Regions from separate parts of the Mus musculus genome. Here region 2 is linked to region 1. Evidence: chromatin loops called from intact Hi-C (ENCODE). Cell type or tissue: left cerebral cortex. All regions are shown on one strand. Each heading gives the region's core, and the rest is flanking DNA. Links, peaks and the distances in the headings are about the cores only. Region 1 overlaps Hs6st2 (heparan sulfate 6-O-sulfotransferase 2). Region 2 overlaps Hs6st2 (heparan sulfate 6-O-sulfotransferase 2).

What was found. A loop is a pair of places that touch in the nucleus more often than their neighbours do. Peaks named below come from ENCODE experiments on the same cell type or tissue, not always from the same donor. Only the 100,000 strongest peaks of a DNase experiment are listed, where the experiment ranks them.
Region 2: it touches region 1 in a loop (2.4-fold over the local background); 9 of 42 quality-filtered maps call a loop at or near these places.

Annotation. Positions count from the first base shown.
Region 1 is chrX:51,403,249-51,418,929 of GRCm38, forward strand. The region is part of intron 4 of Hs6st2 (heparan sulfate 6-O-sulfotransferase 2); the gene reads right to left. Among named protein-coding and RNA genes, the nearest start is that of Mbnl3, 210 kb to the left of the region's middle. In left cerebral cortex, for the core only: no CTCF peak of the experiment used is centred there; a DNase peak (open chromatin) is centred at 6,817.
Region 2 is chrX:51,470,016-51,485,696 of GRCm38, forward strand. It overlaps Hs6st2 (heparan sulfate 6-O-sulfotransferase 2), which reads right to left. Exons shown (of 5, transcript NM_001077202.2): 3 at 1,359-1,391. Among named protein-coding and RNA genes, the nearest start is that of Hs6st2, 200 kb to the right of the region's middle. In left cerebral cortex, for the core only: a CTCF peak has its summit at 9,030 (motif pointing left); a DNase peak (open chromatin) is centred at 8,963.

The DNA.
Region 1 (15,681 bases), core at 3,388-11,387:
CAGGCCTCTTACAGGTTCTCGTCCAAGCCCTTGAGCAATGAGACTCTAAGGACCTACCAAGTTTGCACATTCAGTCTGTGACAGAGCCATAACCCCAAACAAAGTCTCCAACTCCTTTATTTTAAAATTTTAAATTATTTACTATTATAGTTTACTACTAGTAGTACTACTGCTACTACTACTGCCACCACCACCACCGCCCGTTAGATACCATGATCATGTGACTGGCAAACAGCAGCTTTGCACAGAAACAGCTCCTCTTCTGGGTAGGAGTTCCTTTCTTCTCACTGCACGACCTCAAAGCCATAAAAAAAGGTCTTACAGCCAACGTTCTCTTGGAGAGAAATGTCTGATCCTGAGTTCTCAGCTTAAGGAACACCATCCTTGGGTTTTTTTATTCAGTACTGACAACCGACCTTGCAATTTCCCAGGATGTTCCTTTTAGTCTTCTCCTAGCTGCTCTACATTAGATCCTTGTTCTACCATCAGAACTTAAGGGCTCTGAGCCCAAACCAGGCAAACCCTGCTCCTCCATCATCAGCCTGCCTCTGGCTACAGCACCTTATCTCTCCTGGCCCCATCGATGGTCCTTCCCAAGCAGCAGAGAATGTAGCAATCATAATGCCACCTGAAAGGGGATGAAGGCTGTTTCTTTCCCAGTTCTTACGGAGGCCTGAAATCCTCTACCCGTAGTTGCTATTTCTTCTTGTCCTGTACTGTCAGCAGGTCTAGCTGCCCAGAGAGGTGACATTTGCCATCTCTTTTCCCACATCTTCACACTAGTTGAGCCTTCCTATTTTGTCATCTCTCTGTCTCTCTGCCACATTTTTTGTTTAAATTTCTCAAAACCTCAGGTGTGGGAGGAAAAGGATTATCAATACATTTGACCTATTTAAGAGCACCAGAAAATTTATGTGAGAAAGAAGCATCCCTAAAAGGGCAATGCCATGCCTGTTTCACTTAGTGAAGAGAGTTCAAGCAGCATCACAGAGAAGGACAGAGGCCTTCCTGGAGCCACGGGCTGCAGGTAGCTGGTTACTGTGTACACAGAGAAAGGATGCTTCAATAGTCAGCATCAAGAGGCCTTTTCCTTTCTGCTCAAAGAAAGCAAAGGAATTTGAAATGAGGCCATTTGGTGACAGTTTGATCAAATCCCCCCCCCCCACCTCCTTTTCAGAATCATGAATCAGTCATGAACACAGTAAGTTAAAGCAAGATTTGATTTCCCTAGGGCTATTTTTGAAGTTCCGTTGTTCCCCTTTCCCACCTCCTTCCATGTAACATTCATGAGTCAAGGTGTGGGGAGAACACACCAACCTTCACCTTTGAAGTGGAAAGAATGTCCTGACAGTTGATATATGGGCAGGTAGGCTGTGGGGAGGCTGGGGTTGCTGCATTGGAGCAGACCAAGCTCCTCTGTTCAGGTGATGAGGGCTTTATTGCTGAGGTGCTCCACTAGAGAATCTTGGTATTTCTTGGTTAATTTGCGAGGATTAAAGTGCTCTTGCTCCATACCTTTCTAAAGGCACCACACCCTCTTTCGTTTTTTGTCCTAAAAGACATCTTTTAACACAGTGCGCTTGCCTTCATTCTCGTTATATCCCCATGGCATACTTGTAAAACAGACAGGTCTAGCCCATTCTACAAACACAGAAATTAGTGCACAGAAAGGTGAAAGGCCACATACCTAGTAAGTGATCAAGTTGCATATGCCTTAAACCCATGTCTAGACATCCAGACTCATTTTGCTTATCCGGTGCCACTTTGCTTATTTTTAGAATGAAAGGAATTTTGTGGGACGTAGAATTCTGCAACACTTAACAGCATAAGAATTCTGCAACACTTAACAGCATAAGAAACGGGGTGGTATGATTTCAAGCGTGCAGGTGAACAGAGTTCCTCTATCTCATATTAACCAGAAGTCCGTAATACGATATTTATGCCTTTTGTTTAGGTATCTGCTATATGAGCATGCATGTGCATGTTTTGGTGAGAATTACAGGGAATAGGAAGTGGCGAGTCATAAGGTATTAAGACTCACCCTTTGCATAGAGGAGCAACTATAGGACCTGCAAAATGACAGCCACCCTATTCTATGAGCTTATAACTAGATCCCACATTGAGATGAGATGGGTTAGAATAGAGTAGGGAGGTATACAAGGCATGCATACTGAAAAAAAAACCCAAGTTTAGAGGAAAGAAAAAAAAAGCAGCTGAGAAGGAACAGTCAAGACCCACAGGGATTATATACTAGGGCTGAGAACCTGTCAGCGATCTCTGGTTTAAAATGCACCTGATATACAGGAGAGAGATATGGAGACCAGGAAGAGTAGGAAAGGAGAAAGAGGGATAAATAAGAGCAAGGTACAATAGTAAACTTTGTGTACTAACTAATGTAGTAATGAATCACATGAATGTGAAACTACAGCTACCAAGGGTAAAGCTCAAGGCTTTGCAAAGAAAATTAGCAGGCTGGATTTTGGCAGAATTATTGCCAATGACTTTGATAGCTATGTTACTAGTTTGATCTTTTCTTCTGTCTCAGCACTGCTTCCCTGCATATAGAACCACACACACTAAGCAAACTGACCTCCTGCTGCCACACAGCACTTGGCCACCAATAGCTTTGCTCATGCTCTTTTCTCCAGTTACAACAGGGTCTGTTTACTCTGTGTCTAAATAGCTTATAGGAAGCCCACAGGAGATGAGTTTGAGAAGTGTCTATAGATGTCCCAAGACACATTGTCAAAGTCTCTTTTATAACCTGGTGTTTGTGGAATGTCCACCCCATGCAATCCTCGCATACAGATGAATCATCTCTAGATTACTTATATGTCCAAATGTAATTCAAACACTATGCAAATGCTATGCTAGTAATTCTTACAATTTACTCTTTAAAGATTAGTTCCATGCAAAAATCTCTGCAGGTATTCAGGACAGTCACAATGTTTCCCCACATATTTTCCCTTTAGAGTTAGGTGAACCCACAGATATGGAACTCCTGAATATAGAGCACCAACTGTACCATCTTCAGATGGTTTATTTCCATCTGATTTTCACAGCTGAAACCACCATGTATTCCTACAAACCTCCAGAAAGGGCTGTGGACACAGCAGTTAGAGCAGTGTTTCTCAACCTGTGGGTCATGACCCCCAGAGAAGTTAGATATCAGATATTTACATTATGATTCACAACAGTAGCAAAATGACAGTTATGAAGTAGCAACAAAAAATAATTTCATGTTTGGGGTCACCACAACATGAGGAACTGTATAGTAAAGGGTCACGCATTAGGAAGGTTGAGAAGCACTGCTTTAAAAGATGTTGCTCATCTGACCTTGTACTTCATGTCTGAGTCTTTTCTCTCTTGCATGGACACTTGACATGAAGAGAGCAGGTTCTCTTTTTGTCTCTTCTTTTCTCTTCCTATGGGATTTGTGGACTCAGAATCATGCAGCAAATCCAAACACTGGCAAATGCTTTGCATTTGAGTCTCTGGGATTAGAATGCCCTGGAGACAAGTTCTAGAGTACATTACTTAATGTCTCTAAATGTGGCTCTCCTTCTCTGAAAGCACCTACTTAACAGAACTGTGATTCTTCAATAGGCTAGCCTATGTAAATAGCTTAGCAAAGTCCAAGACACCTAGTACTGGTGTACATACGTATGTACAATATATGTATGGTTTGGAATTACCAACCATAAAATATTCCCTAGCCTCTCACTAGTGATCACTTTGCTCTTAATGAAATGTCAGCCCCATCAGGCTCCCTTTAGCCATAACCCAACTACGCAAAGGGAATCACACTAGGAGGCCTTTGGACAAGAAGCTGTTAAATGACCTGACTCCTACTACATTTACAGTGGTGTTTGCTCCGCAAAACACAAGGAAAGACAGGAACTGGTTTCAACTTGAATTTGATATTTTCGTGCCCCACAAACTGAATGCCACCAAAGCCTCCACTCCCCGAACAGCGGTTTGTGGAGATGGAATAGCGGCAGTTTTTCATTTTCCAGAGTCCACTCACCCTTCCAAGAATCTCAATGCCTCATTGATTCATAATACAGTGCATAAAGATTTCATTTTTCCTGCCCACAGTGATACATTATGGAGGCAATCTGTTTTGCCACTGAAAAGTTTGCTTAGTAGAAAAATTTGGAGTTTTGACATTCAGGAAATTACAGTCATCTGTAAAACACGATTGATATGCCAAGGCTAACATTTTCATTGCACTCTTGGAGCCAGAATAACTATGATAAAATATGTGTTACCCTCCACACATTTCAGGATCTTTTAAGGAAACATTACTTAGCACTAGGAACCTTCCTCCCTGGGCTCCGAGATTACAATGGCTGTGCTGATGAGAGGGGAACAGTTGACTGCCATTGCCATGACAATGACTGGTCCCATGTTCCATCTTGGTTCTGGCTGGAGCACTGGGAGCAGTTTATTCCAGTGCTGCCAGGAAAAGCCATGAAGGAGGGGAATCAAGAGAATTAAGCTTGAGAACTACACACACACACACACACACACACACACACACACACACACACAGACTTTGGGACTGGCAACCAGCTGCCAAAGGTGCAGGTATAGGGGGGGAAATCAAGAGAATTAAGCTTGAGAACTACACACACACACACACACACACACACACACACACACACACAGACTTTGGGACTGGCAACCAGCTGCCAAAGGTGCAGGTATAGGTCAGATAGAACTGGAAGCTGAAAGACTACAAAAGTGTATCCGCCTATGACCCCAACTTGCGCTCATCCTTTACAAGCTTGAACTCAAGGTGATTCTCTTGTCTCGGCCTCCTGAGACCTGGGATTATAGGTTTTATATATGCCGGACCCTTTTCTTTGTCTCATTGCAGGTACAATTTTCTAAATGGTACCAGAAACCTGCTGCTCTAGAGCTATTTGTCCAGCATTTGGTTTCAAAATAATAAGTGCTGTGGAGGTAGTGGAGTGGCTTGGATGTAAAATAGCCCTTGGGACCATCTGGGGGTGAGGTTATGAGCAGTTTCTCCTTGGTCCTCATGCACTGTGTCCCATCAGAAGTGTATATGCAAAACGGTGGTTCCAAAGCAGACAGCAGGTACAATTGTCTTGGCATTTGGAGACTGCTTAAAGTTTATCTCAACATATTCTTTCTAGTACAGGGAAATGTACTGTATACAAACCATATGAATAGGTCTGACTCATCAGACAAGGAGTCTTTAAAAGCCTTGAGGATGTCTTGCATGCATCCATACTCAGTTGTCACAAATGCTCTCTCATCTTTGATGGTGTGTCGGACACTATTCTAAGGGATTAAAATATGTTCTTTCCATTATCACATCAAACCTACAGGGTAAGAACTAGTGTTGCCAAAGAACTAGGATTGCCATTTTCCTTTTAACAATACAGGAAACTAAGGCACTGAGAGGTTGAACAATTTCTATATCACACAGCTTTCTGGAAAGAGGTAGAGAAGTATTCAAAGCTCAAAAAGGGTGGTGACATACTTCATGTTTATGATCTATATTGCCTTTCATAGAGAAAACAATTAAAGCTATCTCCTGGGGTCTGGGGAGATAGCTCAGTTTGGAATGTACTGGCTGCAAAAGTACAAGGACTCAAGTAGAATCCCCAGCACCCCCATAAAATACCCATGGGGTATTTCCAGTGTTGGAGTGGGAGAAAAAGGCAGATCTCTGGGCTTGCTGGCCTGCCACATAAGCCTACATAGTAAGCTCCTGATTTCAGTGAAACTCTCTGTCTCTAAAAACAAGATTCATGGCTCCAGAGGAATAGTATCCAGTATTGGCCTCTGGCATCAACATGGACATCATCTGCACACACAGAAATATGGGTACATGCACATCCATGCACGCACGCACACACACACACACACACCCCACTCTGCTAGGTTTTATTGTCCTCCAGAAAGACCCTTTTCTATGTTAAGCTTCTTACAGGAGCAAGGATGACTGACCAGATCAGAAGGCGATGCCATAGAGGCTGGAGCAGCGCAGAGGAGGCATACAGGAGGCTGAGAGAAGAGGAGTGCTGAGGGGAAAAGCAGATCGCTGCTCTTCTTCCTCACAGTAGTATCCAAAGGGCCCAAGTTGGCTTGCTTCCCCTTTTCCTGGGTAACACTGCATGGTTCTGACCTGGCACAGGGCTCTAGCTGGATGACCATACTCTCTGCAGTCATAGAGACAAATAAGGACCTATTTACCTAGTTTTGACATGTGTTATTTTATTTATAACTAAGCTACATACTCTTTACAGGTCAGGAATCAACCCTTAACAGGATTATTCCTGCCCTCAAATCTCTCCTTGACCACAACAGAAAATTCTTAGAGCCTATAGGCAAGTGACACAAGCGAACTAGCAAGCTCAAGCGAGCTCAAGCTCACTAATTAGCAGACTTTATTAGAAAGCAGATAAAGCAACGTGGAAGGGAGCAATGACACTGAGTGGAGAGAGCATAGATGCTGGGGAAAGGGGTCTACAGGGACACGGAAGCAAGAATCGCCCACATTCCTCACTTTCTCACCCCTCAGAGCTAAAGCCCGAATACATACTGGTTTTCATACAATCTTTCCTTTCTATTTATATGGACTACATGGAGGCAACTTTCAGAATTGGTCCTTAAATACTACTAGGCATGAGTAAGGATGCCTTTGGAAGTCACCTCAAATCCTTCTTGGAAGTAGGCTGGAAATAAAAAAAAAATAAATGTACAGGCAAAAATAGAAAGCCGTTCCCTGTTTGTCTTGAGGATGCCTTACACATTGATTTAGAGGGCTTTATTACTCTGTGAGTCACACATTTGGTGAACAGCACATTTTGAAATTGAGACTCCATAAAAAGGACCTAACGGACTGCTGCAAACTGCTCCCGACTGGGCCCACTTGTCTTCAGTCCCCAGAACCCCAGGAAAGCAAGGCTGTCGGCAGCCTCTGCAAATGCCAGTTAGCAGGCAGCCCCAACACACTCTCTCAGTACACTGTTCTTGCCAGCCCAGCCCCCTCCACAAAGTTCTTCAGCTTCCATTGATTCAATCCCTTACCCACTTAGCAATTTTCTTCATTTCTGTCCCCAGACAGGTTTTTCTCTCACCTCCCTGTATTGTTCTGTTCCTTCTATCATGGAGTGATCGATGGCCCAATAGGCATTTACATTTACAAAGCAATTGCATTTACATAAGATAACGCTTATCTCCAGCTAAAAAGAGGCCCAGCTATCATACACATATAATAGGGAGGGTACCTATTTGTCATCCACATTTATAGCACCTTAAACTGGATAGACTGTTCTAGGAAGTAGTATATGAGGGGAGAGCCCTGTAAAATTTATCACTGGAAGTAATCAATGAGTCTCAACTAAAAGATTCTATAGCTCAAGGTAAAATATACAAAGGTATAGTAAAATATATATTTAGTGCTTACAATTTGCTGAATTTAATTCAAACGTTCATTGATTTCATTTAATACAAAGATTATATAATCAGGAAGTCAGTAGCAATTGAAAATGGCAAGTCTAGCCTTTATTCATCAGGATGTTTTGGTAATATCTAGTAACGGCAGGATATTCTCATTTGATTGAATTGAAAATGCAACATATATTGGCTTACAAAAACTTAATCAATGTGATCAAATTAAAATAGGCCACTGCCATGCCATCATGATTAAAGCACTTGCACATACTGCACACTTCTCAGAGGTTTGTGATGTTAATGATTTATACACAGCTTTCTTCTCAAGGGAGTTAGACTTAGAATTTTTTTTACTAGACAATTAGAAATCCCCATTCTTTATTTTGAAAAATGTTGCAATGGCATTATTGATGTTAATTCTCAAAGAGTGCAGAATAGTAAATAGCATGTGCTGATTTTTTTTTCTCTTGACCATCATTGCCTCCCTGTGGGATGATCATTAATCTCAGAGCTGTAGCTCTTGTGAGTGGTAATGAAGTTTAGCAATGGTAAAGTGAACATTTTAAAATAGACTGGGGGTGGGCAGTCCACTTCTCTGCCTTTTGCAAATCAGCTCTAGGCTTCATTGAAAGGAGTTTGCTTAAGGCCCCATTAAAAAAACACTAGTTGAACTGGTCTGATGTCTTGAGTAGAAGAATACAGAATTAGGCTACTTCAATTAAATGTGTTCTTAACAGACCATCACAGGTACTATGTAGGGAGATGTGAAATACTTTTTTCCTTCTTTTAAAATACATCTCTCCAAGCTCGCCAGTTTTACACTGCAGCAGCAATACCTGGAAAGGAATAGACGATTCTGGCATCATTGTTTCTGTGGATACTGATAATGAGGAACTGTCTAGCTATTTGTACTGGAGTCAGCAAAGATACCTCCTCATTTAATAGCATAGAAGGCACAGACCCAGAAAGGCTAAGTGATTTTCTCAAGATGGCAGAACTAGACAGGGTCAGACCTAGGAACAGATGTTCAGTGTTTACCTTGGCTCTTTTTCTATCCTAGAGTGTATCTAGCTTACTTTTAATACACAAGTCAAGTCCTTGGAACCTACCTTTAACCTCTGCCTCTCCATTTCCCTCTGCTTTGCCCTCTCGTCTTCTCTGCCACCAACTATATATCAGTGAACTATTTTTAAAGCACTCTTAGCAACAATTTCCCAGGTAATAGTCCTTAAAAGGCAGACAGAAGAGGAGGTTCAGATAGAGGGCCAATTGGATCTGAGCATTCCTTTCTGAAATCTCACAGGACTTAGGAAGCTGCAATGAGTCCTATACTTGATTCAACATAAAACTCCTCAACAGAGACAAGGCTCTTCACTTAAAATAAGTTCAAGGATCTTTCAAGTTCAAAGACAAAGACATTTTTTTTGTTTATCTTCTGTTCATTTATTTTTTTAAGTGAGGCCATCATTTACATCTTCTCTCATATTGAATTCCAGGGTTATACTTGTTTTTGCAACAAGAGAAAGCAAAAGAATAAGCAGCCCATTCCAGGGTGTACCGCAGACACTCCACTGTGCTGATTACAAATACATTGCAGACATGTCTTACTTTAATCCCTATAATAATAAGACTCTACTTTGTATTGGGGCAGAGTCTGCAGAAAAAAAAAGAAGTACACCTTCATCATGTGTTTCAGACTCTCTATACCACCTCCCTTACTCTTGTCTACCTTCAACCATACCAGCATGTACCACGTATACCGTCTGGGTGCACAGTAAAAATTTGCTGACTGAATTAATTAAAAATGTAATAACACATATAGTGCCTGATTAACTGTTAGATGGATATTATTGAGAGATTGGGAGACAGTCTCAAGAGTGTACCAGGAGAGACATGATAGAGGAAGGCATAGCCATCATTTTAAAATGTGAGTGTGAGTCATTCCAGTGACTCCACAAGACTCTCCAGTAGTAGACAATAAGTAGACAATCATGTAGTAAACATTTCAAAGACCCAAGTGGAGGGTCTTTGAAATGATACATGCATACCATTATACAATGTATATCTATATCAAATATTGACTCATAGCATCCAAAGTATACAAATATACAATCTATATAATTTTATGTGTCAATTAATTTGATAAAACAATCTCTGCTAGACAGGGTGGTTTAATTCTTACTCCCACTGTACAAAGAAAACTAAGGCTGGAATATGTAAATTACTTAAAGTACTAGAGTCAAGGTGCAAAGCCATGTCTCTTGCCAATGAACTAAGATTCGAACAGGGGTACTTGAAGGATAAAGGTCAAATAATGATGCTGTGATGATAGCCTGTGGATAAGGAATCCAGGGGGATGAAGAGGTGAGAGGATACTGCTAGCATGTGCCTAGGGATTCTGTTGAAACAGCCAATTAACATGCATACGGTGAACAGTTGAAGAACATTTTTTAAAAAAATTCAAAGCAAAATTGCACTTAGAATTGTTCTAAATACCTTCAATAAATAAATTTTAGAAAAATCACGGGCCTCTTAATTGTATTCAGATTAGACTTTGACCATGAAACATCTGCCAGGCCATTTTCTGGGAAAGGATGGCTTCAGCAACTCAAAGAGCCCTCTGAAAGCTAATGCTATTTTCTTCCCCTCCAGGTTCCATTAGACCCTTGTGCAGAGGCCAGTGGAAGGAAATGGAGTAGGAATAGAGCACGTTCACTTAGTATGTAGGACAGCAGTCGATTGGGGAGCATCACTCAAAACTAAGGCATTTTCTTTCTTCTAAGCATTTCAGGATCAGTTTGTATGTAGGTTGTAATCTTGCGCAGCATCACCTATCCATCAGGTCCCTTCCATTCAGGTAGAACAATCTGCCCACATCATGGGAGAGTTTTTCTTTTTTTGTCTTTTTAAAAGGAGAACTTGGAAGTGAGGAAAGGGAGGACTTCCCCTGTCCCTGAGCAGATGGGGCAAGAACATCCCAGGTAGTAGTCTTCATACCCTTCTCCTTGGCTATTATTTGGTCAGGTCTGCACTTGTACTTAGAAACTAGTTCTCAACAGTTGAATTTCTTTTTTTAAAGATGGAAACGAAGTCACTCAGAAAGAGGCATTGTTGGGGCCTGAGGCTTCAAGTACTTACTAATTCAGCTTATCCATCACTCTCAACTTCAGCAGGCTCTCCATGCTTTCCTCAAATGACTTGGACAGAACACAGATAGAAAATACTGGTCCACACAAAAGAAAGATTCGTTAAGTACACTGTCCTGGATCATTGAACCCAGATTGTTTCTTTATATTGCTTTTAGTATTTTCACCAGTTAAAAGGTAAATGAGGAACTGAAGAGGCTGATAGTGATAGGAAAAAAAAAAAAACAGATAATCTTAGGGGGGAGGTATGTGGGAAGCAAGCAGAGGACAAGAAAAACCCACTCTTTCCTTGCCACCACTAGTGACTAGTATAAAATGCTATGCCCACAAATGTAGGTCACATGGCTTCACACACTATACCAATCAAGATGTGTGGCTCAACTGTTTCTTTCCCTATGACAACATGTCCGATGCAAAGGACTTAAAGGGAGGACGTTTTCATGTGGGTTCACAGTTTCAGGTAATGCTTGTGTAGCTTTGTTGTAAAACACAAACTCCACAGGAGAATGACACATGGGAGAAGAGGCTGTTCAACTCATTCAGGAAGGGGATAGGGAGGGGTTGGGAGAGAAATGGAGGGAGAGAGAGTACAAAATATCCTCAAAAGCCATGCCCCTGGTGCCCGAGTTCCTAATAGCTCATTTGCTATGTGTTCATTGTTATAGTAAACCACTGATGAGGGTGAGTGCTTTGTGTATCTGGGCAGCAAGCCTGCAACACATGATCTGTTTTCAGTAAAGTTCATACCCAAAACACAAGAAAAACAGTCCCTCAAAACAGTCCTTTTCTTGTCTGCCACCAAGGGGGAGATAGTCGGATAATCAGGGAACATAACTCACAGCCTTCAAATGTATATTTTCTAGGGTAGAGTTGGCTTCATTAATTATTCTCCAAATCATATCTGCTAAAGGTAACCACTTGAAAAGTGACTACTTGATGAGGCACTAGGTATATTATGCCGGGAAAAGGACATGCTAATCTGTGAGGCTGGGGAAGGGGAGCCAATGCAAACCAAGTCCAGGGGGGAGCATGAAGACAGTCTAAGTTTGTCAATTTATGAGGAAATGTGCTTCCCTCCATGGTTTGTGATGACCACTTAACAGAGTGGACTTATAGCTAGTAGTGTTTGTCAGGCCTTGGACACAATCCACTGCTCACTTTTCAGTGTCTTGGTGATACCAGGAAGAGTGACAAGAAGAATTCTCTGGCTTGCAGCAGGAATGGGAGTTGTCTTTGGAGAGTAATGCAGAGAGTTAATGGCAGAAGACTATCTCCTGACAACATTTACAATCTAACCAGTTACCCTGGTACCTGCTGTGAGAGCAAGGGCACAACAGAGTCTGGACATCCCTGAAGTGCTCACATGCATAAATAGGAAAAAGGAGGTATATATGGGTAGAAAGCATCTCAATAACGCTGTCTATGCACAAATCTCCCCCCTAGCCACTATGAAAAGGTGCCATATGGAAGAAAGCCCACCATTCCTAACCCTTCTCTTAGAGTTCTGATGCTAAAAGCCAGAGCTCTTAGACTTGAAGTCTGGGACAACCTGTGATCTGCCTAACTTCAACAATAATTTGGTCATATTAAAAGCCAAGTCTGGGGACTTGAGAAACAGCTCAATAGCTAAGAGCATTGGTGCTTTTCCAGAGGACCTGGGTAGAGTTCCCAGCAACCACATGCCAGCTTACAACCATCTGTAACTCCAGTATGCCAGAGGATCAAATGCCCCCTTCTGGTCCTAGCAGGCACTAGGCATACACAACTAAGTGCAGAGATACATGTGCAGACAAAACACTGATACACATAAAATCGATTCAATAGCTCTTAAAAGGAGCCAGATCTGTAGAAGAGACCTAGATGTTCACTCCCAAGTCCCTTCAGAAATTTGTATAGCCAAGGAAATAAAATGCCCGAGAAGCTCTCCTTGAGTTAATGTCATGCTCTACTTTCTAGGATTAAGTGAGAGTATGCATGTATGTAAAGAATCTTAAACAAGGGCAATACACAGAAAGCACTTAGTAAAGGTCACCTCTTCTTGCTTAAAAAAAAAGTCCTTGCTCCTTACAATCTAGTAGTCTTTACTACCTTTTTTTGGAAATGAATTCTATGCAGTTCTACTTGTATGTAAATATGTAAGGTATTGCGGATAGGTACCTAAAATTCATTCTCCCGATTTCAGAGAGACCTGTGCCTGTGCCTGTGCCCTACAGAGAAGGGAAGACAATTTAGACTTATGTGGACACTGATTTCAATCACCATTCTGAAACTTACTAGTTACATGACTTTGAGCAAAACAGTTTCTGTCAGTTTAGTTTTCTCATCTGTGAGGTACAAAAATCTGACTCACGGGATTGATGGTACAATTACATCAGATTCAAAGTCTCTTTTACCACTTGTGAAAAAACATCTATGTTTGTAATTTAGTAATTTCAGGTTTTAGCCACATTAAGGTCCTTTCCTCTTCATGTCTCCCAAACTTATTCAAAGTTTTTGAAGACAGTGTTAGTGTATGGAAAGATGTGGTGACATGCACATGCAGTATGTCCACACGTGAGCATTAGAGAGACGACTGCAGGTCCTCAGCCCCTTTTCTCTGTTGTTCTATTTTTATTCAATCTGGAACATTGCTCCATGCCACTCACTTGTCCTCAGAGTAGGTCTTGTTCTTCAGTTAGGTCACTCTGGAAACACCCTCAACAAACACACTCAGAGGGTTGTTTCCTAAGTGATCCCAAACTCAGTCAACTGGATAAGCAAGACCAGCTATCACAGAGGAGCAAATGCATATTAGTCCTGGCAGCAGAATGCATGAGAGTGGGGAAATGGTATATAGATGATCACCTGGATTAAGTAATCTAGGCCTTCTTCCAACCCTATTCAAATTACCCAAAACAATAGGTGATCAAATTATTTCCAGTAATATGAGGTACTGTCTTTCTTTTTGTGGGTGAGGATATCAGGGTCTCATATAGGCCAGGTTGGCCTCCAATTTGCTATATGGTCAGAGCAGACCCTGAATTTCTGATCCTTCTGCTTCTACTTACTCAGTGCTAAGATTATAGATATGTGCCACCATCCTGAGTTTATGTGGCGGTACGGAATCAAAACTTCAAGACCAGTGTTCTATGTTGGCTAAATAGGCAACACACCAACTGAACTATAGCCTCAGCTACAACAGGATGTTCTTATCTGATTTATCTTCACCATCCAGAACCTTTTCAGATATACAAGGCACATATACAATAATTATTCTTCAAATGCACTTGATATCTTGATTATCCAGGGCAAATACCACTTTAAGCAGGCACAGATTATGGCCTGAATTTTGTAGCATTGCCAGCATTTCCCAGGCAAAATATATCATTCACTCATCACTGATCTGTGTCTTCTTTCTTATTTTCTTCTTTAAACGTTGACAAGCTATCATCTTGAAAGTCCAAGATATATTTTTTAATGATGTAGTAATCACTGACCAATCATATTGCTTTATTTTTGTCCTTCCCATTCCTTGGGTTGTTTGCACATAATAAAGGTAGTCATGAAAGTTTCTGAGCCAGGTCCAGGTGGGGTAGCCAGAAAAGACAAGCCTTATTTTCAAGTGGAAGATGAGATAGAACCACTCACCCCAGTTCCTACAGAACTTGTTATTCCCTCTAACCAAGGTCACCAGAAGCAGGACCAGTCTTCTGATTATTTTTGTAACTCTAATTCTAACACATTGCCTAAGTATAAAGTGTATGTATAGAAAGAATAGAGGAGTTTACACTCAGGGTCAAGCACAGAAATTAAGAGTTTTGGCTCTATCAACTATTAACTATGTGACTTTGGACTTCTTCCTCATTATGAGGGGCTGGTAGCTCTTACTCTATAGGCTTATTCTAACGATCAAACAAGGAAAAATATGTAAAGAACTCTGCACAGTGCCTGACTCAGAAAACACTCAACGAATTACAGAGAACAAAGCATTGATATAGTTTAGGGTACATGAGATTCTTTCCAAATCCTCTTCTGGATTTGAAAAGAATCCAGCCTGGAATCACCTAGGGAGAAAATCTCAATGAGTGACTGTCTACATTTGGTTGCCCTGTAGACATGTTTGTGGGAGATTGTCTTACTAAGTTAATTGATGTGGGAAGACCCAGCCCTGTATCAGAAACACCATCCCCTGGGGCAAGCAATACCGAACTGTATGAATAAAGAAATCTAGCTGTGTGCAAACAGGCAGGCATATACAAGTTCATTTCTTTCTGCTCTTCACTTTGATGTCACCAGTTGCTTGAAATTCCTGTCTTAACTTTCCCACAATGATAGACTGTAACTGGTATTATAAACTAAAAGAAATCCCTTTCTCTTCCGAGCTGCTTTGTATCAAGTTATTTTATCACAGCAACAGAAAGGAAACTAGGATAATGCAGCAATTCCCTTAAATAATCCAAACCTTTCACATATTACCTTTTAGTGAGGTTTCCCACAATCACTTCATCTAAATCAACAGATTTTTTCTTTGGTCATTCCTTATGCTCATTCCTTGCCTTTTTTCCCATTTGAAATACCATATTCTATCTGAATTTCCTCTATCCTCCCCCTCCTCTTCCCCTTTCTCCCTTTTGAAACAGGATCTTACTACGTAGCACAGCCCAGCTTTGAACTTGGAATTCTGCTACCCCAGGTTTCTAAGAGTGGGGATTATAGGTAGGTACTACCATGCCTACGTGTAATGATTTGTTTAATGACCACATCCCTCTACTAGAATTGGCAAAATTGCAAAGACTACTATGGAGATTATTCTTTTTCTGCATTTTCAGAATGATATTCCATACATTGTATGCACTCAGTAAAATAATTGAAAACCTTATACAGAAGGCACTGCTAGTATGAAATATTATTTGAATATAAAATATTCCCCACGGGCTCATGTATTTGAATAGTTAGTCTCCAGTTTGTAGCAATGTTTTTTGGAGAAAGTAGGTCACTGAGGATAAGCCTTAAGCTTTTATAGCCCAGTCCCACTTTCTATCCACTCTCTGCATCCTAGCTGGTGACCTAATGTGTTTAGATACCTTATACTCAAACCGTGTGTTCCTTACCTTTTGAATTG
Region 2 (15,681 bases), core at 4,244-12,243, 68 kb after region 1:
TCCAACTGAGCAGCACCATAATAAACATAACAGCACGTCAGAATGGTGTTACCATGTAACTTTTAAAGCAGAAAGGGAATAAAAACTATCAACACTTCTATAAAAGCAATTATAGGGAAAATAATCTCTCTTTTATTGACCATTCTGATAATAATCATCCACCCAATTTTACTCACACCAGAGCAAATCAAAGCTCATAGTGGAAATGGGACACGCTCAAAGTCACTGCTCTAGACAGAAACAACTTGTAATATTCTTGCCACAAAGACACATATCCAGACTATGATCTTTAAAAATACCCTCCCATAGCAATGTGTGACTAAGTGTTGCTATCTGTCTATACCATGTATTTTAATGCATTACAAATGGACTAGAACATTAAACAGTGACTTTTCTCAGTTGTCAGATAGTCTGAAAGATCTGAGGATGAATATGGCATCTCAGCTCCTGAAAACTAAATTGTGCATCTTACAGTGACCCCATCTAATCTATTTTTATAAGAGCCTAACCTAGTGGAGGAATGCCAAAATCATCACCTTTCTACTCTCAGATTTATTTGGTAATACAGAGGCATAGGTGCGTAGGAAGAGAAAACAGGCATTGGTAAATATTTCTGGACAAAAAAAAAAAAACCCACAATAAGTCAAATATAAAACTGGTGAACATCACAGCTTTAGAAGAAAATATGCCATAAAAATAGAGCATGACATTTAAAAAAAAATCTCATTAGCCTCTTCAGCACTGGTGACAATATGACACAGCCCATGGCAACAGTGGGTGCTTTCTTGGAACATTTTCAATGTTTCTTTTTCCACATAGAATGCAGTTTCTTATGTTTGGTTAAATTTGTGCTCCAGCACCATTCATGTGACAAATAAAGGCCTACTGCCTATGGGGGTCACTCCATCTTGCAAGTCCACAGACTTGCATACTTAAAAAGAAAGACATGGTCAAATACCTGATTCCCTGTTAAGGAAATGTTGGTCCAATTGTTCTGTATACCACCACCCACCCCAGGAGCAGGCCACATGCCTGAAGCACCGAAGCACTTTGTTGATGCTAGGGATCTTGTTACCCATACAGTCCACTCTGTCATCCAATTTCAGCTAACTCTCTGGAGTGGGGCAAGCTAAACCTTCATCTCACTTCCAAATGAGTTCTGCCATTAGACCTGAGACTCCATGCTGCTTTCAACTCAAACAAGCCAAGCATCTATGAGAAAAATTAACTGTTTTGTATCTTAATTAAGCTGGTAGATTACTGCAGAGTCTACTTCTCTCTCTCTCTCTCTCTCTCTCTCTCTGTTTCTTATTTTGTTTCCTTGGGATTTGTTAAACTAAAAATACATTGTTGCTTACCTTGTTCCATCTAGAATCTGAAAAATCCTCCACCTGTTAAAGGAACAGTAAAACCAGTAGCAAGAGCTTGCCAAGAGAAAAGTTATATTTTTATCGTTTCCTAAAACTGAAAGGAAATAATTCATGGTGTCTTTCCCATTTTGATTCCCATTAGCTCACCTATAATAAGTGGGGGCATTTTAAATCACAAGGCTAAAAAGGAGAAGGGCAGCACTGAGAGCCAACCTCTGAATTGCTGAGGGAAGGGAACGATGGATTTACCACAAAGATTAACTCCATTCTCTTTCTCAAGGGGCAGTGGCAAACTCAGCAAAGAGAAAAACCAGGAAACCCAAACCCAGACCAAGCCTAACCCTGGAGCATGAATGAAATGGAAATGTTTCAATGAAAGAACTTATGGGAGATTTTTCACATCATTGGGAATGTATGAACACATACAAAAAAATGAAAAGAACTTTTAGACTTTGCTTACACTCTTCAATGAGATGGAAATTCAAAGCATGCATGTGCGTGCACGCGCGCACGGGCGCGCGCACGCGCACGCGCGCACACACACACACACACACACACACAAAGTGATAAATAATTCATTACTGTCGTGTCTGGCACCCAAACACAAGATATCCATCAAAGTAAGTAAACAATATATCTCTCCATTTATAAAACTTGCTTAGATCTTTCTCATAACACAGGTCTTTGGAGTCACAAAACAGTAAATCTACAGTGTGAACTTCTTTTAGTTCTTTTGCATTTATTTGAGTGTTTAGGTGTGTGTGTGTGTGTGTACACGTGCATGTGTTTGTGCCATGATATATGTATAGCAGTCAGAGGACAGCCATAATATGTGCATAGCAGTCAGAGGACAGCCATGATATGCATATAGCAGCCAGAGGACAATTTGCAAAAGTTGGTCCTCTCCTTGTACCATGTAAGCTTATGGGATTGAGCTCAGGCCCTTAGACTAGATCGCAAGCTCCTTGACCACTGGGCCATCTTGGTTAACGTCTCATCTGAGTAGCGTCTGTCTCTGAAGTTGTGCCAGATCAGTGTGAGACTCAGTTAGCTTTCTGATTTTGATTACACCACAACAAAGGGCACTACAATTTTGTATACTTCCTTGTGCATACAAAAAAAAATGTTATAAGGGCCTGCACGTTGTTATGGGAGAAGTGTCTCATTACATCAAAACTGTGTTCAGGCTTCTAGGGTGAGTTAAGACTATCTTTAAATAGCATAGCCAGCATCAGAGCCTTGCTTGCATCATCACTTGGGGAACAGTATACTACTTTCTAAAATTCTTGAGTCCTTGGTATAGTTATACCTCACTTTCCTGCTTCTCGGTTGTTAAGACTTCTGAGGAAACAAGTGTTCTGAGAAACCAACATGATATACCTGGTGAGTTCTGACACTAAATCCTTCAACAAGATACCCCCATGAATTGACTTGATATCCCAAGCTCAATGTATTATCTTTCACTCCAACCACAACAGAGAAGAAATTTAGAGCATACTAATCTACCCCATGACATAACATCCTCATACAATCAAGACAGCCTAGAAGCCCTTGTACCACACTTGGCCTGGTGAACAAAAGAAAATAGAAATTTTGGATGAAAATACAGACAAATGAAAATCCTGTCAAAAACAGAAATAAGAGAACACTTTTAAAATGAAAATATGATACTACATATTGATTTTGTTTTACGTCCAGGAATTTCCAAAGTAAATTACACAGTAGTTTCTAAAACCATAATTTTTATTATACTCTCCGAATGGAAATCCACAAATGATGTAAATATTTCTATTGATTTATTGATCTGTATCAGGGCTGGGTCAAATTTAACTTCAATCAGGGAGGTGCTATCTCTTGAGAGTATCTCTTTTTATTTCTAGGAAAACTTCCCTCCTGCTTGTTAGCATTTCCCAGTGATTGCACTGAGGAGATTGTAAAGAGTTCATTGCCTTACCTGAGTGTCCAGATGGCCAGAGGTGCAGTATTCAGTGATGAGCCACGAAGATGTTACAGGGACATCAATCAAAAGCATGGACAGCCATTGTAGGTGAGTCAAAGCCATGGGGGAAAGTAAAAATAAATGAGAGAGAGAGAGAGAGAGAGAGAGAGAGAGAGAGAGAGAGAGAGAGAGAGAGAGAGAGAGAAGCTGGATTAGAAGAAAAGGAATTAATTTTAAAACTTTACACAACTGTACATAAACTCTCCCTTTGGAATGGTTCTCAAATGAAGTCCTTTAAAAAGATCCTTTAATCATGAAGAGTCATTCAAACTACATGTATTATCCAACATGTGCCAGGAATTTCTATAGGATATAACAGTGGATAAAACAAACAAACAAAATCCTTCCTTTCTGCAAAGTCTGCAATCCTGTGGAATATTTTGTGGGCCATCTGCTTGAAATAAGGATTCTCCAGAAATATACCATATGTGAAAGTATTTCTCCTGGTTTTATTTATTCTTTTCTTTATGTATGGAGAACATACCCAGTGGCATCACAGTCAACATTTGTAGTAGAAGAAACTGCTTTCTGATTAGAAGGAACAGAATAAAGGCATGGTCTCTTCCCCTTAAAAGCCCTCCCCAAAGGCTATCACTTAGGGTTCTTTCCAGCTGTCCCAAGAGCCTCCAGTGCTTTTTGAAAGGTTGTGAAAACAAGGCCTGTCAATAATAGGTCAGTTCTCAGTGGGAGAGGAGGTGTTTATTCTTGCTGGGAGTAGATGTCCCAGGGTGCAGTGGTACCTAGGGGGCACTTTCCTTTCCCTTAGGAGAAGGGGAGGGGATAATGGGGAGAGGGATTTGTAAGGGTGGGACTGGGAGGGGGGCTACAATTGGGATATAGTATGAATTTTAAAAAGTAAACTATGAAAAGAAGACAATAATATGTCAGTTCCACGTCTTAATAGAGCTTTTCTCATTGGTTGTTATGGCTTCCTCTAAGAGGTGACTCAGGTGACATGCTGAGATTAAACTCATTAGCCCTTAGCAAGCCCCATTCTGGGAAAACAGCAGGCCTGGGAAGACAAAGGAGTCCTGGATATTCAGTCCAGGACCTGGATGTTGTGCTAAGATCAAGAAGATGGGATCAACCTTCAAAAGGCAGCAGCTATCTAAAAATATCAAGTTAACAGGGAAAGCAAAAGATAGAAATGAAAGCAATGCACCTATCACTGGAACAATGGAAATGTGGGAGTACTTGAGATTTTGAAATTCTAAAGGGGAATTCACCTTTTCTTCTGCAACTATCTCATACATAGATACAATGCATTTTTATTAGATTTCCCCCCTTTCCTGTTGATTTCCCTTGCCCAAATTATGATAACTTTTACTCTCAGGTTATTTGTTATGACCCACTGAGTTTAATTAGGGTGGATTGCATAGGCATGGATGACTGAGGCTATTTCACTGGAGTCTGGGGAACTTCGAAGTACCTAGACCACTGAGGAAAATGACTTCAGCTGAGGGCTTCATCTAAACCAGGAATCTCCAACTATGGCACCTACCTTTGGTATGTACATTATTAGGGTTAGTTCTTGTTGCTTCAGAAAAAAAATAAAGCAATTCACTTCGATATTAAGACCCAAATCAAGACCTTAAGAAAAGCAAAACTGAATCAAAATGTAGGATCTCTTGCCCAGGAATCAGGATTCCTGGTTTCTGGTTCCAATTTTCCCAATGACTCATTTGATCTTAGGCAATAATCTTTTCCACTGACTTTTTGGAGATGAACTCCCTCAACAAGCCAGTTCTTAAAGCACCCCATTTCCAAGCGCAACATCTCTCTACTTTCCATTTTGGAACTGTGTTAGTCTAGCTGTTTTATCAATATAACCTGCTACTGGTGGTTCAGAGAGCCCAGCAACCCTGCATTCACAAGCAAATGAGACATGGTCAAAACAACAGTATCTGAATGGAAATGTGGCTGGCCATTGTTCTCTCTGGGGAAACAGCTCTATTTATTTAAATATACAAAGTGGCTGGTTCTTTATGGTGGAAAATTTACATCAAAAATTGGGAAGCCATCAAAAATCAACAACTGATCGACCAACATTTCCCTACTCCAATTCTTTCTTCTTATATACGTGGTTTAACTGCCAAGAGCCTGGGATGGGGTGAGAATGGTGTATTTGCAGAGACTTTTATAGTCACACAATCTCAAATAAAGGATGCTCTCATTTGGTGAAGGATTCTTAAATCTTTACCTACAGCAACATTTGGTCTGATTGCAAATTTGTAGGAAGCAATTGCTTACCATAGCTCCGGAGCTTCCAAGCAAATGGTTTCCAAGCAAGTGGTACATTTGGTCTGTCTCTCTGTTACTGTCTCTGTTTTCTTTTCCTCTCTCCTTCACTCCCCCCTTCCTTCTCCCTCTCTTTTCGTCCCCACCGTGCCTTTGACTGGACATTTTTTCCAGTGTCACCTTGCTCCAACCTAGTAGATTCCCAGTCAACTAACTCACTACACTTCTTATTTCCATTTTATACTACGGTCTTCCTTTGGCTTCTGAGAATCAAATGTAAAATATGCTAATGGTAAACAAACAGCAATTAATGATGACAAAACCCTTTCTACATTCACTAAGCTAATGAGTTCCCTATAACTAGAAATATATCTAATGTCTACAAAACCCTATGTTAAAGATTGTTCAAACTGCTTCAGACAGATGGGGGAGCCAGAAAGAAGGGCCTGGATGCTTGTCCCATTAAAACTCATTTTTTCCCTTATATAAATCTTTAAACTGTTGCTTTTAGCAGAGGTTTGGGGTCATAAAATAAGCCCAGGAATTATACAGATTGGGTAGCAGTGTACTGTCATTTACTACCTGCTCAACTCTCTTGCCTGCAAGATGGGACAATTATAATGTCTGTACCAATAATGATACACAATATGTATAAAATACATTATTATTAGTGAAGCCCAATTAGAAGAGAAACCAGTCCAGTCAGAGAAGAAACCTGGTGTCATTTGTAAGCATGCCAATGAGTTTGAGTATAGGGTAGTTCTCAAGTTACTTGTAATGATCAGTTGAGATTATACATAGTCATTCTGTAGCAGATGACAAGAATCAGAGTCAGCATGCAATAACCTTTATGTAGAAGTATTTTAACCTAGGAGAAAAACTAGGTAAGAGAATAGGAGACTAGGCTCAGCAGTTAACAGCACTGACTGTTCTTCCAGAGGACTCAGGTTCAATTCCCAGCACCCACAGGGCAGCTCATAACTGTCTGTAACTCTAGTTCCAGGGGCTTTGACACTCTCACACCATGCATATAAAATAAAATAAAATTAATTATTTTTAAAATGAGACTAGTCCAAAATGATAGTGACTTTGTCAGACCACAGCAATAGCTCTCCAGCCTCTGTTACTGAGCCATCTTTCACTGGGAACAGAATCAGGTTGTCAAAAACAGTGCCCCCAAAATACCTATATACCAATAGCCAGCCACACTTATTAAAATTGTGGAAGGATGTGCCCCATACTGTTTGGCCATTTTGCATTCTTTCTCAGTCTATACCAAGTCCACATGAAATAATGCTTGCCACACAGAACAGGGTACCTCATGGTTAGCCTGAGAAGACTGTAGTCCAGATCATCTTTCCTAAGTACACTTTGATTATCTGTTTTAATTCACAAGCCACAGGTGTTGTCACAACTGTGAAGTCCTCTGAGTCTGTTTTGATTGTTCCTTTCACAGTACCTCCCTTTTCTCCAAGGCACTTGAGTTGGTTTCCAAACTTAACCCCATGTCATTCCATTTTCTGCCAGCCAACATGGATTTCAATCTGGCATTTGTATTTTGGCAATAGTCATAGGAGTACAGAGTCTTTTAGGACCATAGTAATTACTGTTCATTGATTTTTACCTTCAACCCTCTGACAATAAAGAAGTCTTTTTTAATAACCCCTTAATAACATGAGATGCAACACAGATCAATTATAGTGGTGCGTTTAATTCATAGCTATTGGTTGCTTATTCCCTAGATGCAATATGGGTAGCTTGGACTAGAATGCAATAATTAAGGTCCTCATTTCAGAACTGCCGAATATCTGGCTCAAAACTTTGGCAAACACATTCCTAAGTGGGTAATAGGGTCAACTGGTGCCTTTCCCTAGTTCCTATTTATTATAATAGCCTAAGACTCTGTGATAAACTTGGCTTAGGCTGGCACTTTCTGTGAACTATATAGCCCAAGTCTAATAAACAGAGATCTAGACAAAAACACTCCTGAATTTCTCTAAGAGACCCTCATGCCAAGGGCTAGGAAGACAAGTTGTTCCTCAGTAGCCTCCTCTTTTTATCAAATCCCCAGACAGCCCATGAACTCCCCAGGCATCTTTGAATGGTCCTGCCTGAGAATTTCGACAGCACTCAGCACACAAGCTAGGAGCTGCCTAACTGGGGCATATTAAGGCAATTTAAGGGATTCTATTGATGACTTGGTATGTTAAATCTCTGAGGTTACATTTGTTGAGAGCCATAAACCTAAACAAGTGACTAATATGAACACATCAGCGTTTTGGGGGTGGCAAATCCTTTCATTACCACCTTTAATGGTAACAGAGTCAGCACCTATCCCAAGATGCCTATCACATCATGTCTGAGTCAGAACACAAGTGGCTGCTATAAACAAGTGATACAGAAGGTTATTTCAGCATTTACCACTCATCTTTGACATTTTAGATTTGAGTCCCCTATTCACTTGTTATTCCATATCTCTGACTACTGTAAGCCTAGTTTTAGACTCTACCAAATGAGGTTATGTAAACAGACACTCTGAGGACTGGATGACATTTTTTAGGGACTATTGAAGTCACTCAACATTTCTGGATGCTGAAATCAGGCTGGGGACAGGGACTCATGACAGAGCATAGCAGTGGCAGAGCCAAGGCCAGGACCCATTTTAATAGTATGTCACTCATACTATGCGGACTAGAGGCTTCTTAGAACAATGGTTCTCAACTTGTGGGTCGAGACCCCCAACCAGGTATTGTATATCAGATGTTTACATTAGGACTCACAATAGTAGCAAAATTAGTTATAAACTAACAGCTAAAATAGTGTAATGGTTAGGGGGGTCATCATAACATGAGGAACTATATTAAAGGATTGCAGCATTTGGAAGGTTGAGAACCACTAGCTTAGAGCATCTTCTCTCACATCCACACCACACTTCAGAACAAGTAAAGTGCTAGGACTGCAAAAGACTCTAAAAACAACTACAGAAGACTCAAGGGATATTTCATTCTTCATTTCTATAGCTGTGTATGTAGAAACAACAGTTTTATTCTTTCTGATAACTTCTCACTCACAGTCTGATTGCTGCCTATGAGTTGACCACTTCTCTCATTAACCTCGACTATTCCGTTATTCTTTTCATTTGAGGAACACAATGCCAAATACATGAGCCCTTTATTGATGAAGCACCAATCACATTTTGGAAACAAAATGGATCTGATGAGAAAGCTTGCTGCACAGCCTGTTCACAGAAGGATTTTCTTCTCTGCTGTCAAGTGAGTCAGTCCTTAGTGGCAGAAGCCTGTTCTCAACTCTTTCTTGTCTGCATTCCTAGCAGACCACCCTCCTTTCACCTTCCCCCACTCCCACCCTCACACACCAGAACTGAATAAAATTCTCCCACTTTGGCATCATAAGAGTGCCCTCTAGTGATGCTCCAATTAAGAATCTGGGGAACCAAGGAATTCTCAGGTTTTGGTGGGAAACGGGGTCAGTCTTAACTTGCCCTTGGCCATCTGAAGGCACTTCTGTGTCACCTATTTATCAATTTAGTCTTTCCCATAGCAGGGAAATGGGTGTTTTGTAATGGAGTAAGCAAAGCAAAACAAAATGGGGGGCCACCAACCTTAGAAAATCTGCTGTCCTTCTTCCTGAGAAGTGTTAGCATTCATGATGCAGGATGCCTGTGAAGTCTAAAATACGAGTGCAAGCACAAGCTGACTCTCAGTTGAAATCTAGCAAGTATTTTCATACATGCCTTAGAGTTCCCTGTAGTTGTAGGATGTGACCTTATAATATGTTTCCTCAATTTGGTCACACTGTATACTTTTTCAGCAGTAAAAGAATCAAGAGTCCCTTGGAAATTTCCCAAAGTGTGACAGACTTGCCGTCCACTGTAAGAGAGACTAGAAAAAAAACGGCACTTACAATATGTAATACAATATTAGATTACTATAAGTAAACATTTGGAATTATTCCCTCCTATTTTACTTCCAGGCTTAAGAGGTTAGGGTCTGGGAGATCCACAGTGCATGTTATTTAAACCAGCAGAAAGGGCTCCACTGGATCTTATACAGTCAGTCATGCAAAGCTCTGCTTCATTGTATTCCTAATAGCTTGTGTTGACACAGACAAAAGGTTGGTAAGTTGCTAACATGACGTATAACTGCTTCACTCATGTTAGAATGTTCAACCACAGGGATTGTACAAGGTCCCTAGCAAGGAATCATTTGGCCAGCGCTAACGTAAGAATTGAGATCCTTCCCAAAAAATGTTTAGTGAAATCACTAACAGGATCAGATTCATGGGATGGTTAATAATGGATATATGTCAGTCCTTTTCAGCAAGGATGGGGGTCGGTGGGGTGCTTATGTCTCTGATGAAGTCACATCATGGTGAGAACAGTGGATTGGATGGGAAAAATCATTCAAGCTAGTGCCAAGTGAAAAGTGAATGGTGAACTAGAGTTGAGTCCCGCAACTGTGTTCCGGAACCACGGTACCTCTTCTTTGGATACTTCAAACTGTCAGTATCATTTTCCTCAACAGAACTAGGACCTCTCTGTGATCCCAGCACTTCCTAGCAAAAGACACAAACTACATGAGCCATAAAATATCTGTTTAATGTAACACACCCAACATTCTTCATTTTAGGGGTCGGGAGCTGCATGTTGCTCAGGTGTTTCTGAAGATGCGATATATAGGATCAAGTAAATGAAACAGTCGAGTGCTGTTCCTCATGATTTAAAAGAAGCTGTGTGACAAGGGCTTTGATGGGCCACTGCTTTTCTTGCCTCCACTTGCCCGGCCTATGTCTTCTGGGGAAACTGGGAGCTGAGAGGTCATATTTAGGAAAGAGAGAGAATAACTATAGAAGTTGAACAAGGCTATAAAAATCTCAAAGCATGGACTCAGAGATGTACTTCCTCCGATATGAACCCCCCCAAAACAAAACAAAACATTTCTGGGGTTGTTCTCAAAATAACTACCAAAAGAAAACTCCAAAACAACAACAACAACAACAACTACAACAACAACAACAAAAACCTTTAAAGGTTCCATAACCCCCTCAAACAGCAGCAACAACCACAGACAAGTGTTGCACTACATGAGCCTATGGGTAGACATTTCTCATTCAAACCCACCACACCAGTCAAACAGCAAGCACTTTTTTCCTGCCTGCTGCCATACCTCCCATGCATTTATAGACTTTGCCTCCAGGACCATAGCTCAAATAAACACCTTTTTTTCTGTAAGTTACTTTTGGTGATGGTATTTTATCACACAATCAAAAAATAAATAAATAATAGAGCATGTACAGTGTGTTCCTAATTAAATTTTCTTAAATTATCCATGGAAACATTTTTTGAATGAACAATTAACAGTTCTGTGGACTATGGGGCAAAATCAGGACCAAAAATATTCAGTGGTTTACTCTTCAAAATATCAAACCAGGGCACATTTGCAGAATAGACTAGAAAAATATGTTTTCCAGAATTATTGGGACCTATCCCTTAATGAGCAAATAACAATATTCCTATCATTAACTAGCATGTAACGAGGACTTCCTCTATGCCAGTCACTGTATGCTTTACAGGGATTATTTAATCCAAAGAAAATAGTCTAAAATTATTGTGCAGATAAGAAAACCATGGCTCAGGAGGTAAAATGTAGTTGTTTGGCCAGTCTGACAAACTGAGTTTGAACCCCAGGACTCTACCTGAGTAAGAAGAAAGCCAACACTCTCCAGCTTTCCTCTGATCTTGCCATGTGCATGCGCATGTATATGAATATGTACACAAACAAAAAAGCAAACAATAAATTCAATAGAAAGAAAAGAATGCAAAAAGAAAAGAAAAATCGAGCTCAGAGGGACTAGCACAGTAAGTGGTAGAGTCTGCATTCAAGCCCAGAATCACAGAATGTCTGTCCCCACGCTCATTAGCCACTAAGTAGATCTAACTGAAATTGATTTTACTTGCACTGCGGTGTTGCAAGGTAGACATCATTCTCATTTCACAGGGAAGATAGACGGGTCTCAAAATGCAACTCACTCAAGGTCATATTGCTAATAAGTAAAGCTACCGGGACAGAAACGTTCAATCCTCCAGCCATGAATACTATGCCTTGCCCATTAGACTCTGTGCTTGCCTCAATGTGGCCCTGATATTGAAAGGGTCACTGTATATAATCAAGCTAGGCAGAACACACTTCCACTGAGAGCTGGGAACTGCACAGTCCAAAGTGCTTCCATGTATGCCTCTCTTCAAGCTTCTCAAGGGACTATTTTTCATTTTGAATTCCAGGATATCGTGCAAACCACTTGAACACAAGGGCCCTGGATGAGAGCTCAGTGTAAATCTTCCTGGGACCTGTGCTGTGCTTTAGACATAAATCAAGTGGCTGTGGGTGGGCCTGGTACCTTCAGGGACTGTGAATTGGCAGGCAGATCTAGTCTCTCTGGAACAGTGAGGAGGAAGAGCGGACTTTCCCCCTATTGTTTCTATATTTATTTTTTTATCAATACAAGAATATGATTAAAATGAACAGTTAGAATCCAGATATGTAGGTCAAGGATACCAAAGTGCAGAGGGAGGAGGCTGGAAGAAGACTGTGTGCCTATGGTAAGAGGATGAGTTGACGCCTTGGGAGATCATAGGTTTTGGCTTGAAATGGCATGGTGAAGCAGGCCATGCACACTTGATCACAGCCAGTTTTAAACTTATTCAAACAGAAAGGTATTCCTAAGAGACCATCAAATCCAAACTCTTAATTTATAGCTTCAGAGAGAGAAAGGGATCTATAAAGGGCCAGAGCATTAAGCATGGGCCCCAAACCTTCTCCTAGCCCTTACACTTTGCATTTAGGAGTTTATAAAACGCCACTCTTTTCTCATCAAAAGACAAAATAAAAAGAAAAAAACCCCTCTAGTAACCCCTGCAAGAGGGAAGGATAGTAGCAAAGGGACCAGGGGAAACTGGTATCAGGTTGCAGAAGGAAGACTAAGCTTTCTTTTCCGACAGTAACTGTAAGATATCCTTTCCCATCTTCTTGCTCAGGCCCCAAAACTGAGCCTCGAAGAAGTGAAGCACTTTGCCCATTGCCCTTCAGTGAACACGCAGAGAAAGGAGCTTGTGAGCTGCTCACACAAACAGTATGGAACCACCTCATTTCTCTTTACCTACTTTCCTAGTACAAAAGAGTACATGCTGAATTTTTGTGTGTCCAATTTTGCAATTGCTGTAATGAACCTGAACTCTCATCGGCTAGCCTAGATCCAACGAAGCTTTGGATGGTACCTTGGCTTAGCCTTTTGAGAACACTTTTGGTTATCCTTGTTTTCTTGGACTCAAGGAAAAAAAGATGCCCTAAGGAGAATCTGTCAGGTCAAATGATTTATAGTTCCCCCCTTGGGTTCTGGTGTGCCACCTCAGGCTGCTAAGGCTACCTCCCTGGGACATAGGAGATGTTGATCATGGGATCCAATCTGTCAGCTTACTGAGGTGATGCTATGGGAGTGTCTTCATACTGAAAAGCAAGGGATATAGATGCTGCCTGCATCCAGAGATACTAACTAAATATCTCCACTCATGTTGACATGAGTCCCACCACCATTCACTTGTGATAGCCCTTTAGTAGCCTATCAGAGTGTGGTAAATATGAAAATTCTGAGCACATACCCAAAGAATGTAAGGGAAATTCGGTATTTCTTATTTGAATTTTGGACCTGACAACTTGCTAATTAGAGCGGTGGCCCATAATTGGGTGTGCTCATTTCTCCTCATCACAATAGGGAACTCTGTTGCAAAGCAGAAATCACCAGGCAGCTGGTTTTCTGAAAATAAAATCTTTGTTTATTTGACATATGTTACAATCAATCTCTAACTACCAACTTCTGGCAGTTGCCCTTCACACTCTGGCTTTCAGTTGCTCTGACCCTAGCCCCTTATCAGGTGGGTAATGAACTGGAAACGCACACCACTTGCTCCTTTAAAGGAGGCCCAATTTAAAAGAACCTTTCTCTAAAAACTCTTTGTACATGTACTTTACATTTGAGAGGGTCATCTCTCCAAACTACAGACATATCTCCCTTTGATTCAAAATGTAACCTCTACTCCTCTGACTTATGTAAGTTTAACAATTTCATTTCAGATTCAACCCATCTATTTTGAAGTGTGCAATTTAATGGTTTTTAGTATATTCACAGAAATGTACAACTAACATTGAAAACATTTAATCATTTCCCAAATAAATCCCTGATATTTTACATTTAGTTTTTCTATGCATTTGTTATCCCAGATCCTGACTGCCATAAATGTAGTTCTAGACTCTATGGATTTGTCCCTCTGAGACATATGGTAGTAGTTATCCTTTATGACTGGCCTTTTCCAATTAGCATATTGTTTTCAAGATTCATCTGTGCTGTATACCATATCTGTCCCTCCATCCCTCCTTTTCATAACCAAAATGTTTCATATCCAAAAATTTTAAGGAGTAATATTCATCTACAACTCTATCCTCACTTCCTAATCAAGTCCACATATCTATCCTGAGGAGATAATGTGGTACAATCATTACTAGCACTATGATTATAGACATGACTGAGAAATACAATGGGCACTTTCTTTCCTCTCCATTCCTTCCTCTTTTTCTTTTCTTCTTCTTTTCTTTCTCTCTCCCTCTCCCTCCCTCTTTCCCTCCCTCTTTCCCTCCCTGCCTCCCTCCTTCCCAAAGCTCCGTCGAGTGTCTCTGATGCACTAGGAAACTTCAGGTGCATGGGATGCAAAACTGAGTTAAACATGACTCACGTCTTCCATGATTTCACAATGAAGCTAGGAGTATGGAAAACCATGCATTATATGAGCTGGTTCCACTAGACACAACTCCTGGAGATACCTGTAAACTATCCCGAGTTTATTTGTTCCTCACAGCTCAGAACTCGGTTCCTGATTCCACAGACATTCATGAGGGAAAGCAATCAAAGAGGAGACAGTAGTCAAGAGTTCAGGTGGGCTTTATGGATGTTTTGTATTTTTAAATTAAGGCGAATCCATGCAATTTAAGATGAATGATTAAAGGTGTAGTATTCAGCGGAAGTTAGAATATTCACATACTGTGAAGTCATCACTTCTCTCTAGTTCCAAAACAACACCTCAAGAGGAATCTTGTACCCATTAAGCAGTTATTCCATCTTCCACACAACTCAGTGCATGACAACCAGAAATGTGTTTTCTGTCTATATGAATTTTCCTGCTGAGACGATTCATATAAGCAAAATCATATAATGCAGCCTTTAAAAATCTGGCATATCTCACTACTCAGCATAATGTTTTGAAGACTGGCTCATGTTGTAGCACATATCAAAAATCTGATCCTGTTTATGACTGAACAATATTCCATTGGATGGAGACAACACATTTTGCTTATCAATTCACCTACTTTTGAGCATTTGGCCTGTTTCTGTTTGGCACGGTCACAATTCATGCGACTATGACAATTCATATGCAAGTTTTTGTGTAGACGTGTTTTCACCTCTCTTAGATTTATACCTAAGAGCAGAACAGTGAATCATATGGTAATAGCATGTTTAACTTCTTGAGAAACTGCCAAAGACTTCCACACAGCAGATGCACCATCTTACATCCTCATCAGTATTGTACAAGATTTCACGCTCTCCATGAGTTTTATCTCTATTTTTAACTCTCAGAGAAAAGTTCCATTAAATTGGTGACACCCAATTAGCCTAAATGATTGGCTGTAATGCTGGGCATTTGGGTCTGGACCTCTTAATTAATGCTCAGGCCAACAGGAAAAACAAAGCAAACAGGGACATATGGGAGTGGAAGCTCTCCCCTCCTCCACAGCTCAGGGAGTGTGTTTTGTGCATGCACACAGACTAGAGGTTAGAGATAGAAGGTCCACTTGATTGATGTGGACCTGTCCCCTAGATTCATGCCCATGGGAGTCATAGCATCCAGTTCAGCAGAGGACCCAGAGAGAAATGTTCTCAACTGTAAGAACCAAAGCCACAAACTCCCTGGTGATGTTCTGAAGTAAATGTCACAAAATCAATACTGAC